3 separate regions of the Homo sapiens genome follow, and all the other regions are linked to region 3. The links are chromatin contacts, found by Hi-C or POLR2A ChIA-PET in ENCODE. All regions are on one chromosome and are shown on one strand. Each heading gives the region's core, a stretch centred on a gene start or an enhancer-like site at or near the end of the contact. The rest is flanking DNA. Distances are from core to core; before and after follow the strand shown.

Region 1 (3,590 bases), core at 66-2,565, 190 kb after region 3:
TTACCTATTCCTCTCCAGAGAGGCAAATTATCCCTTCTTCCCGAGGAACCATGCCCCACACACTCTCCCCTCTCTCTGCACTGCTCCCCTCCACTGAAGCTGCTGCCATGGTTGCCAGGCATGGTTGCTAAGTCTCTGCATGGAAGGGTTGGCGTGGGCTGTGCTGCCACTAACATTACCATGGTGAATCAGGGGACACCTGGTATAAGCTTAGGAGGAGGGATCATGTGGATATAAGCAACAGCCCCCCAGGACAGAGGCAGCCCAAAAGGTGAGCATCTGGAGCACCACTTAAGGTGGGGACTGAGTGAACTAGGCATTGTGGTGGTGGTGAGGGGGAGTTCTACATTGAAAAAAATAAAGGCCACTTTTATCATTTCAGTTGCTAGGGGATTAGTTTTGCCAAGCAAACACATCATTTCTCCTCCATCCCCCTCTGGAAGGGTGAGAGTGCATAAGCACTTACTCTGTCCTCCATAAAGCTGGGCAGGCTGTGTGGGCACAGAACAATATAACCCCCAAATCCTGGCTTCTGGATTGGAGGTGAAAGCCTGCTGCTGTGGGAGGGCTCCCTGGCTGCCCAAGGACAAACATGTAGAATGGAACTGGTAGGGCAGCTTGGGTGGCCAAGGCAGACGCCTGTGTCCTGCTGTACCAGCAGTCCTAGGCTGCAGCACTGAGCTGACAAGGAGATACGGGTGTAGGGGTCACCCTTTTTGAGCTTAGGGAAGGCAGCTCTCCCTCAGAGTCGCACAAAAGCTTGGTAAAAGCCACCGCCTCCTCTCTCCACCGCATGGGAGCTGGTTACTCATCTCATCTCTGCACCCGAACAGCCACTGCCGCTAAAAATAGCCCCCCAGCCGTGGGCCAGCCCCTCCTGCACCCCAGCCCCATGGAAACCAGCAGAGTGGCAGGCAGAGACCTTGAGTTCCAATCTCATCACTCTATGTTGGGGAAACTGAAATCTGAGGCAGGAAGCCAGGGGCAGAACCCTGGTGGTCAGGCAACCTGACAAGCAGGAGAGTAAAGGGTTAAAACGGCAGGAAGGTTGAAGAAATAGGGGCGGGGGAGGGGGCACTGTCAGCTTGGCAAGAATCATAAGTCCCTCCCCCGCCCACTCGTGCGATCCCATCAGGCTTGGGGGACAACAGCAGTGGGAAGGGGCGTCCAATCCCGGGCCCCAGGGGGCGGCCGTGCACATGGGGGAGGTAGCAGCGCGGAGCAGTCCGCGCGGTGTCACATGCGCGCGCACACACAGAGACAGGCACACACACGTGTGCCCGGGTATATATAGTTCCCAGTCCCCGGGCCCGCGGCTCTGCAGTGGGCGCCGGCTCCCTGGGCTGGGAGGGGGCTCCTGGGGCGGGTGGGAGGGTGGGGGGCCGGGGTGGGGTGGGGCAGGATGCTGGATGGCCCACTGTTCTCCGAGGGGCCTGACAGCCCCCGGGAGCTCCAGGATGAGGAGTCTGGCAGCTGCCTCTGGGTGCAGAAGTCCAAGCTATTGGTGATAGAAGTGAAGACTATTTCCTGTCATTATAGTCGCCGCGCCCCTTCTCGACAGCCCATGGACTTCCAGGCCAGCCACTGGGCTCGCGGGTTCCAGAACCGCACGTGAGTGAAGCAGGGGTGAGGGGAAGAGAGTGGTGGGGCGGGGAGTGGGGTCCGGACCTCCCCGCAGGCACCAGCGAGCACTGCTGGTCCCCCTTCTCTTTCCCACGCCTTCCACCTCTGCCCGCTCCCGAGGGCTGGGGCCTGACTCATCCCGTTGTTTGGGGGAACAGAAGTGGGTGTGAGAAAGGGCAGGAGGTGAGATGGGGCAGACGCTGTTAAAGTGTGCATGGAGAGATGGCGAGGAGTCCCGCTTCGACTTCAGTCCTAACATATACGCACGTGCACACGCGCACACACTCACACACACCCCTTCACATGGCTGCCCCAAGTGGTCTCCAGTGCTCCCAGCTCCCCGGACCTCGGCTCCCTTCCCCCACAAACTGCTCACCTGGGTTCCTGCTCATTGTCCCAGGTGTGGGCCGCGCCCGGGATCCCCACAGCCGCCGCCCCGCCGGCCCTGGGCCTCCAGGGTGCTGCAGGAGGCGACCAACTGGCGGGCGGGGCCCCTGGCCGAGGTCCGAGCTCGGGAGCAAGAGAAAAGGAAAGCGGCGTCGCAGGAGCGGGAGGCCAAGGAGACCGAGCGAAAAAGGCGCAAGGCTGGTGGGGCCCGACGGAGCCCCCCGGGTCGACCCCGCCCGGAGCCCCGCAACGCCCCTCGGGTGGCCCAGCTGGCAGGGCTCCCTGCTCCCTTGCGGCCGGAGCGCCTGGCGCCTGTGGGGCGAGCGCCCCGTCCATCCGCGCAGCCGCAGAGCGACCCAGGGTCGGCGTGGGCGGGGCCCTGGGGAGGTCGGCGGCCCGGGCCCCCAAGCTACGAGGCTCACCTGCTGCTGAGAGGTTCTGCCGGGACCGCCCCACGACGCCGCTGGGACCGGCCGCCACCCTACGTGGCTCCACCTTCTTACGAAGGCCCCCATAGGACCTTGGGGACTAAGAGAGGCCCCGGGAACTCTCAGGTGCCCACTTCATCAGCCCCAGCTGCGACTCCAGCCAGGACAGACGGAGGGCGCACAAAGAAGAGGCTGGATCCTCGGATCTACCGGGACGTCCTCGGGGCTTGGGGTCTCCGACAGGGGCAAGGTCTCTTGGGGGGATCCCCAGGCTGTGGAGCGGCCAGAGCAAGGCCAGAGCCCGGCAAGGGGGTCGTGGAGAAAAGCCTGGGGCTGGCTGCTGCTGACCTGAACAGTGGTAGCGACAGCCATCCCCAAGCCAAAGCTACAGGGAGCGCAGGCACCGAGATAGCTCCTGCGGGGTCTGCAACTGCGGCTCCCTGTGCCCCGCATCCCGCTCCCAGATCCAGGCACCACCTCAAGGGCTCGAGGGAAGGGAAAGAAGGAGAACAGATCTGGTTTCCCAAATGCTGGATTCCCTCCCCTAAAAAGCAGCCGCCCCGCCATAGCCAGACACTCCCCAGACCCTGGGCTCCCGGAGGCACCGGATGGAGAGAATCTCTGGGTCTTGGAGAGGGGGCAGGACCGGAGACCCTGGAGGGTTGGAAGGCGACCCGCCGTGCCCACACCTTGCCCCGCAGTTCCCAGGGCCTGTCCCGTGGGGAAGGCGTCTTTGTCATTGACGCCACGTGCGTAGTGATACGATCCCAATATGTTCCAACCCCCCGAACCCAGCAGGTGCAGCTTTTGCCCTCTGGGGTGACACGCGTGGTGGGGGATTCCCCCAGCCAATCGAAGCCCGGCAAGGAGGAGGGTGAAGGGGCCACGGTCTTTCCTTCCCCTTGTCAAAAGCGGCTGTCGAGCAGTCGCCTTTTACACCAGCCCGGCGGGGGCCGCGGGGGCGAAGCTGAGGGCGGGAGGCCGGGGGACTCCACACTGGAGGAGCGCACTTTCCGCATCTTGGGGCTCCCGGCCCCCGAAGTAAACCTGCGGGACGCCCCCACGCAGCCAGGTAGCCCAGAGCACCAAGCCTTAGGCCCAGCAGCTTCGGGAGCCCAGGGCAGAGCCGAGGGGTCGGAAGTGGCGGTGGTC
Region 2 (3,717 bases), core at 257-2,756, 160 kb before region 3:
CTCTCCTGCCTTCCTAACTCTCCAGGCCATGAGATTTTCCCACAGGTCAAACTTGAAAGGGGTCCTGAATTCCCTTTATTAAAATATTCTGGAAAACTTCGTTTGACCTAGACCTTGGCACCCCACAATTCAACCACCTCTTTCGGAGGCCGGCTTGGAAAGCCACTCCACAGCAGCTGGACAAATCCTCACAATATCAAACTGGACGCCAAGCGTGCCTGCCAGTGTCCCCTCTATCTGGAGCGACCACCAGCCAGCACCCGCTACTTCCAAATCAAGTGGCCATACCTGGGTGCCCCGCTCCCAGACCGAGTCAGACCAGTCATTTCCTTTGACCACAGAGTGAAAATGGCCCGTCTCGCCCTGCTCCCACTTCCATCCAAATGGACTTTGTCTTTTGTGTCTGTTGTGTCACGGAAGTCCGGCTTCCCCAGGCCAGGCTCCTCCCCAGGGCCCTCCCCGGCCCCCTGGGGATCACATTCCCGCCTGGGACTCCTCCCGCCCGCCCTCGCGGGGAAACTCGGTGCAAGGCTCTGCAGACGCCTGCAGCTCCGGTGGGCTCAGTGCCCAGCCCGGGCCCAGCTCCTCCCACACCACCGCACCATGGCCGCCAGGTGGCGCTGCCGCCGATGGAAGGGGGGGTCCGGGCGGTCCCCAGACACCTTGTGCGGGTACCGAGGCACAGCAGCACAGGACTGCCCCTATGGAGGGGCTGCCTGGCAGGAGCAAGGGACGCTCCTATCTGTAGTGCTAAAAAAAAGGATAAACTCCTGTAAATGCAAGAATACGTCCTTGATTACCTCCTCCCACCCCCACAAATTGAAAGGTGACTCCTCCCTCACCTCAAGCTGCACGCTCCTCTCTTCACGCTCCGTTGACCTTCAAGACTGGATGGTTCCACCTCCAATTCCCTTAAGGCAGAGACATCCACGGACAGGCTGCAGTGAGGGACATCCAACCCAAGCTGTCCTCAACCCCCCACAGGGCTTGCTTGCCTCACCGGCCCACCTCCGAGCCTTCCAGTTAGGGGCTCTGCTTCTGCACCTGAGCCTGAGACCTGAGGAGCCTCCCAATCCAGGGCTGCTCTGTCCCGCGGGCTATGAACCAGAGGGAGAAACGGGAGCAGAGGGTTGGAGGGCAGGAGGCTCGACCAGGAGGGCGAGGCCGCAGCCCGAGGCTCGTGGTAGTCTGCCTTCCTGCGCCTCTGCGCTGCAACGGAGCTGCAATGCAAGACGCCTTCATTTCAATGTCCCGGGCTCCAATCCCGGGTTCTACTCCGTGAACTTGGCTAAGTCATGCAGCTTCTTGGGCCTCAATTTCCTTCTCTGGCAATCTCGTGGATCTCCGAGGTCCCCCAGTCTGGACTTGCGGGGGCTTCGGGGGACGGTCGGCCTCGCGGGTGTCACCTCCCGGCAGTAGGCAGAGCGCTTCCCTCCAAACGCCCTCAGCCCTCATCTCGGCCTGGAGAGGAAATGCTGCTCTCTATATGACCTCTTAGGGCTCACTGAGGGGCCTAGGCTGGGAGGGGCCCCAAAGCGACGCCTCAGACTGCTGGGGGGCGGGGGCGGACAGGAGCGCTGAATAATGAATGAGACTTAATTGGGCCCGCACTGCGCGACGGCGCGCTAAGCTTTGCAAACAGCGTGGGCGGCGGCGGCCGCCGCTGGACAAACAAACTATCTCCCGGCTCAGGTGGTGGGGCGGGGGCGGCAGCCATACAAGGGAGAGGGAAGGGGCTGGCCGCCGGGGCACCCGGGGCCGCAGCGCGCCCCCAGGTTTACTTCCCGAGGAACCCAGAAATGCGGGGCTGCGCTGGCGGCCCAGAGAGTGGGGGTCGGGAAGGGGCTCAGGGTTCGATCTCAGGAAGGGAGGAGTGGGGAGGGAGAGAAGCGGATTGTGCGGGGAGAGCCAGGGGCCCAAGGGCAATGTAAGCGCGAGGAAAAGCTGAAGAAACGAGTGGAGGGCAGAGGAGAGGGGAGAAGTGAGCGAGGAAAAAGCGCACCGGGGGAGGGGCGACGGGGTCGGGGGAGCGGGAGAAGAGCTGTTACCGGGAGGAAAGGGAAGAGCGATGGAGGAACAAGCGAAGGAAGGCGCAAGGGGCCGGGAGAAGAGGAATTGAAGAGTCAAGGAGAGGGATGGGAGGTGACCGGAATAAGAACGAGGGGGCGGCAGGGCGGGGGGAGGCGCCCCTGCCTCCGCCTCGCCCTGCAGCGCTCCCGGCCTAGCGCTCTCTCCAGCCGCCCGCACTCACTTTGTCACAATTACGGGGCCGTCACTCCGCCCGGATTGTTTTCCCCAAATTGTTGTTCTATAAACTGGTGCAGAGTGGGAGGTGGGGGGATCTGACAAACTGCAGCGAGAGGAAAGGGTCTGAGCTGTGGTGCGGGGCGCGGTGGTGCATTTACCCGCAAACTGGCCCCGCGTGGGCGGAGGAATCCAAAAAACCCACGCAGGAATTCTGGTTGCTGCCCCAGCTTCGTCGCTGACCCCGCTTTTAACTTTTTGGCTATTCTCAGCATCGGCTGCCTCGGTTTCCCCAGCAGAGCGTGACAAGGATCGGAGGCTGGGGTGGTGGAGGCGCTTGTAGGTGGGGTCCAAACCGTCCTGCCTGTCCCATTCTGTCTTGTTCTTTACTACCCGGGTCTCCCCGGCGGGGGATGGGTGGTCTATCCCAGCCCAGCGGTCCTCAGAGCGACCTCGAGTGCCTTCTTCCCCCGTGAGTGAGGCTTCTGCCCTCACCCGGTCTGGGCCATCTCCTACCCCGCCTGTGCCCTCCGACCCTCTGCCCTGCGCCGCTCGGTGTCCCAGCCTTTCAATTCGGCAAACATACGTTGCGCGCCCACTGAGTGCCAGCGCTGAGCCAGCCTCACCCCGCCGCCTCTCCCCCCCGCCACCCGCCCCTTCCCGGCCGGCCCGGCCTGTCGGCTCCGTGACAGCAGCCGCCGAAGCCCCGGCCCCGCGGGAGCGGCCAGAGAGGAGCCGCCGCATGGCTGGCTCCGACACTGGCCTCCCCGGCGGCTCCAGGGGCAACGAAGGGTGGCGGCCGCTGAAGCGAGACTGGAGCCTGCTGGGGGAGTTGGCAGGGCTGAGCGGGGGAGGGGGAGGCCCTGGGCGGGCTTCTCTCTGGTTCTCTAAGGCCTGTCGTTCTCATTCCGTCGCCCTCCGGTACCGCCCGGGTCCCGACCCCTCCTGGCTTCGCGAGCCTGGGACGTGGTAGGCTCCCCACGCCCCCTCCCCCAGCCCAGGTGATTTACACGCGGGCTCCGCGAAGCGGCCGCTTCCCAATCAGGAATATCGACCCCGGGCGGGGCCCCCGGGCCGCATCGATCCCTCTAAGGCTCGGGATTTAAAAATGTCAAATTTGCCTTTTCCAGGCGGGCGGAGGGGGCGGGGGCCAGGCGGAGGGAGGTTGGGAGGAGGGAGGGACAGCAGGGCATCGACCAGGCGTCTGTGCTCAGAATGTGAAGTGACCCGCGCGTGCCCGAGCCCTGACACGGTGTGACCATCCTTGGGTTAGCAATCACCTCTGGATGGGGGCAGGAAGAAAGCCCTCCTCCTTCTCCTACTCCAGTGTCCGTGGGGTATTCTGCTGGGCTGGTGTATTCTTAGAGAGAAGAGCCCCAAGAGGAACAAAGAGAGAGCCCCCCAAAATGTAGGAAGACAAATTTGGAAGATTCCTAAATGTGGAAATATGCAGACACAAAGGAGGGTACAAAG
Region 3 (3,969 bases), core at 848-3,347:
AGAATCAACCACGTGAACCCTCCTCTCTTTTATTTAATCCTTTGGAAATTGCATAAAGAACTGAGACTATTGGATAAGTGACATATTTCTTAATTAATCTTTTTATATTGTAAAGAAAATAATGTTCAAACTCTGCTTCTCATTCCAAAAAGACTTGTACATGTTACTATAGTCCAATAGTGTCTGATATATTTTATTATTAAAATTGTGAAAGTATTTTGAATGAGCTACTTATTAATCCTTATGCTTCCTTATGCCATTTAATTCTTATTTTTGTTAAATATATTTCTGGGTTCTGAAAGAAGCATTCAAATACCTAATCCTCCTGTCTCTTCTGAAATATACTTTTTTTTTTTTTTTGCTAAAGAAGTGGAGATAAGATGATGTTGAGGATTATTTTTTCCTAGGAAATATACAATAAGTAGATAAAATGATTTTTGCATTTTGGATATTATTTTTTTTCCAGAGAATATTACTGAAGCAAAATTGATCAAGTAAAGCAGAACTGTGGATGGCAGGCTAGAAAAATCTGTGGTCGCCATTGTCACACCACAACCTGCAGCAGCTGTATTCTCAAGTCCCTCCCTCCCACGCCCTTCTTAGCCTGCCAGCCTAGCAGGAATGAATGGGTTCCGCAGAGCACTGTGTGAGTAGTGCTGCAGACCCTGAAAATTTGTCTCTGAAAACCAAAAGGAAAAATTATTTGTAAAAAATAAATTTTCAACTTTAGTGGCCAAACTTATTTACCTCTGAAATTTCATCACCAACATCCAGTGGTACGAAGTCCAGTGACTTACTCCGGATCGTTGCTGAGAATGGAGGCTTCCTAAATATCAAGATAATTTTACTCCAATTTATTTCCTAGGGGTGAAAGCAAAGCCTTTTTGTCCCAAGGGACAACTGAGCAACCACCAGAGTCTCTAGCTGAACAGCAAGGGTGTGAGGCCGGCTAAAATTCCCACAGTTAGAAGCCCACTCGCAGGAGGATATTTACCAAATTGACATAAGAACTACATAAAAAGGAAATGCGTTTATTGAGCTGATGTTTCACAGTTGTCTGTGGATGGAGGCGACATTGCAAAATTCTTTTTACATTATATTATTCTCTTCTTCTTTTTAATTTGGTGTATTGGTTATTACTATTATTTTGCTTGTTACTTTCCAGACAAAAGTCCAATTCAGATATGTAACTGCACACATGTAGTACTAACTTCTGAGCTCAATTATTTCTCCTTGTATTTTCCCAATTTTCTATCAGGAAAGATGATTCATTCCAAAGGACAATGTACCATACAAAATGTGTTACATAGACTTCTCATAAAAGAATACCTCTAGTAAACCATTATAACTACTCTACGTTCACTTGCTCTTGATTATTGCCATGTTAGAACTATTTGTTCGCTTCTTTATTTAATATGGTTATTCTTTCCATCTTCCAGTTTTGTTTAGCTATTCGGGTGTGCGTGTGCCTGCAGAAGAAGCTCTGAAAATAAGTTAGTTGAACCTGAGAAACCATTTGGAATGACCGTATGGCTAAATCTTTTTTTAAATTAAAAAAATCACATATACCCAGGCCATTTCGAGCATCATGCCGATTTTCCCTCCCACTTTACGTTTAAAGCAATTAGAGATGTTGAACCCTAACAAAATGTAGTCGAGTTTAATATACTACGAGGGAGGGGCTGGCAGTCATTTTCCTTTAAATATTTAATCTAAACATAAATTGTTATTAAGGGTAGGGGGAAAAAACCTCACATAGATAATTTTAACTGCAGTTTGAGGTTTAAGCAACAGAAAGTCTTCTAACCCCAGTCCCCTTTCTTCTCCTTCCGCCCCTCCCCAACCCCGCCCCATAATGGATGCTCGGCCGACTGCTTCTGCACGGTCTCTTTGTCTAAAGGATGCAAACAGTCTACGGATGCTAGAGAAAAAGGGGTGGGGGAGAGATTACCTCATCCCACGTCGCTTGCACCAATCACCAGTCTCCTGTCATGGCTTCTCTGGGCAGATTGGGGGTCTGGACCAACAGGAAAAGGCCCCGGCCCATCCCCATGGTGACCGAGTTGTATATAGGGAGCCGCATCCGCCTATGTGCCGCAGGTTCTCTTACATCGACCGCCTAAGAGTCGCGCTGTAAGAAGCAACAACCTCTCCTCTTCGTCTCCGCCATCAGCTCGGCAGTCGCGAAGCAGCAACCATGGTGAGAATCGGCTTCGGCTCTTTGTGGCCGTTGGGTGGAGTCAGCGCCCCCAGGCTCTACTTGGAAAACCTTTAAGCTCTTTTCTTTCGTAAGCTCTCTGGGCGAGGGTGGTGGTATGTTTTGTGAGGTTTAGCTTAGCCCCAAATCCTCAAGCCCCGCCGCCGCCGCAGTGCGGGTGCAGGAACCGGGCCAGTACTGCGCCCAGGGCGCAGCAGAGCGCTGGGGAGGAACAAAGGCGGCGCCTAGGCGCCTGTGTTATCCGAGAGACTTTCGGGGGCCGCGGGCAGCCCGTCTGCCGCGACCGAGGGGTCTGGGGCGTCCCGGCTGGGCCCCGTGTCTGTGCGCACGGTTTCGCTGATGCTGAGGGGCCACTTTCTGTCTCGCGTTGTTCTCTGGGGACCGGGAGAGGAGGAGGCACCCAAAAAGAGCGGGGGCGTTGGGCGAGCTGGGGGACGTGGGAGGGGGAACGGGAACAAAGCGCAGCCTAGGGTTAGCGTGGGAAGACCCTCCGCGGTCTTTGGCGTTTTGGAAAGATACCCACACATTCCCGGGAAAACATGGTGAGTTTCTGCCGGAGCCCCCGGCAGCGGGTGTCAGGGCGGCGCAGGGGCGGGGTTGTTTGTTTCTGGCTTCTATGGCGTTGGAGCCACTGGGCGGGGTTCGCCCTCACTGAACCTCTTCTGTCAGGAGCTGACTGAAAAAAAAACAAAAAAACCTTTCATCATTGCGGAACTGTAGGCTCCAAAAGGGTTTTCTTCACTATTATAAGTTAGATGACTTTTTTTTTTCTTGAGCAAAATCATAATTCACTTCACAAGCTCTTTAATGTCTGGTCTGGGGACGCCCTGCCCTGACCGACTGAAGTGTGTGTGTGTGTGTGTGTGTGTGTGTGTGTGTGTCTGTGGGACGCCCTGCCCTGACCGACTGAAGTGTGTGTGTGTGTGTGTGTGTGTCTGTCTGTCTGTCTGGACTGCACGTTCAGCGAGGGAGAAAGCCCACTTTGTGAGCCCCAGGGTACCCTGATGGTCAGGACCCAGGGAAACGCCCTTCCCCGCCGCCCCCCCGCCCCGCCCCCACCACATCAGCGAATAGACAATGAAAGTGGTAGCCCTAAAGACCACAGAGAAGAAAACCTCTATTGGATGCAAAGAATATGAATATTATGTGATGGGTAGAGAATCTCAGGATGAAAATACTATTTTGTTGTTTTAAATAAATATTTCATTATCCTTCCACTGGGCTTTTATTCTTTGGTACCTTTTCATGTGATGCTTGTTTCTAACTTAGGAACTTTTGTGTGTGTGTGTGTTAAGATACGGATAATTTTTCAGCTTTTACAGTGGAGAAGATCTGGAAAAACCTTTTTTTTTAAAAAAAAAAGTAATGAAATTGCTACAGACAAAGAAGAATTATACTCCGCATCCCGTTGTCTTTTGTTCCAGTGCATCTTAATTAATTCATTTCAATTCAGGCACATGGTCCCGGGCGGGGTCAGAGGAGGAAAACTGGCAAAACAGCACAATGAGATCATGTAGGCAGCTGCTGGAAATAGAGCTTGCTCTGTTAAATAATGTAGCAGACAGTACAGGCTAGCACCAGGCACAGCAAATACAGCAATGCAGCAATGCAGAAGGCAGACCTTGTCTAAACTCCTAGTATTGATGGATTCTGCAGACAGACTGCAGAAGGGTGTGGCTTCTTGCCTCAGCTGCAGTACAGATGTCCGGATTATAATATCAAGTCCTATTCAGAGGAAACTTTCATCTTTA

Evidence for each region. A loop is a pair of places that touch in the nucleus more often than their neighbours do. ChIA-PET counts read pairs that join two places held with the same protein, here RNA polymerase II (POLR2A). Pooled maps may share reads with other maps.
Region 1: a map with no recorded cell type shows a loop between it and region 3 (13-fold over the local background). The contact joins the promoter of DDN here to the promoter of TUBA1A in region 3. A Hi-C loop is called at or near these places in 3 of 37 single-sample maps with no recorded cell type and 7 of 50 pooled maps. POLR2A ChIA-PET finds 5 or more read pairs at or near these places in 5 of 52 experiments (A549, GM12878, HEK293 and 2 more).
Region 2: a loop to region 3 is called in a map of OCI-LY7, with 4 times the contacts of the local background. The contact joins the promoter of DNAJC22 here to the promoter of TUBA1A in region 3. A Hi-C loop is called at or near these places in 1 of 168 maps with a recorded cell type or tissue (OCI-LY7) and 9 of 50 pooled maps. POLR2A ChIA-PET finds 5 or more read pairs at or near these places in 5 of 52 experiments (A673, HEK293, MCF 10A and 2 more).

Annotation. Positions count from the first base shown.
Region 1 is chr12:48,997,100-49,000,689 of GRCh38, reverse strand. DDN (dendrin) reads left to right here and starts at 1,315. Exons shown (of 2, transcript NM_015086.2): 1 at 1,315-1,611; 2 at 2,024-3,590. The coding sequence starts at 1,403. It overlaps DDN-AS1 (DDN and PRKAG1 antisense RNA 1), which reads right to left and starts at 2,343. Exons shown (of 2, transcript NR_147179.1): 1 at 2,000-2,343. RefSeq lists enhancers at 650-944, 2,614-2,683 and silencers at 1,090-1,384, 2,034-2,493, 3,044-3,133, 3,334-3,590.
Region 2 is chr12:49,344,677-49,348,393 of GRCh38, reverse strand. It overlaps DNAJC22 (DnaJ heat shock protein family (Hsp40) member C22), which reads right to left and starts at 1,506. Exons shown (of 4, transcript NM_001304944.2): 1 at 843-1,506; 2 at 289-750. RefSeq lists silencers at 470-689, 2,722-2,841, 2,862-2,961, 2,992-3,181 and an enhancer at 1-807.
Region 3 is chr12:49,187,208-49,191,176 of GRCh38, reverse strand. It overlaps TUBA1A (tubulin alpha 1a), which reads left to right and starts at 2,097. Exons shown (of 4, transcript NM_006009.4): 1 at 2,097-2,200. The coding sequence starts at 2,198. RefSeq lists enhancers at 2,209-2,328, 1,827-2,418.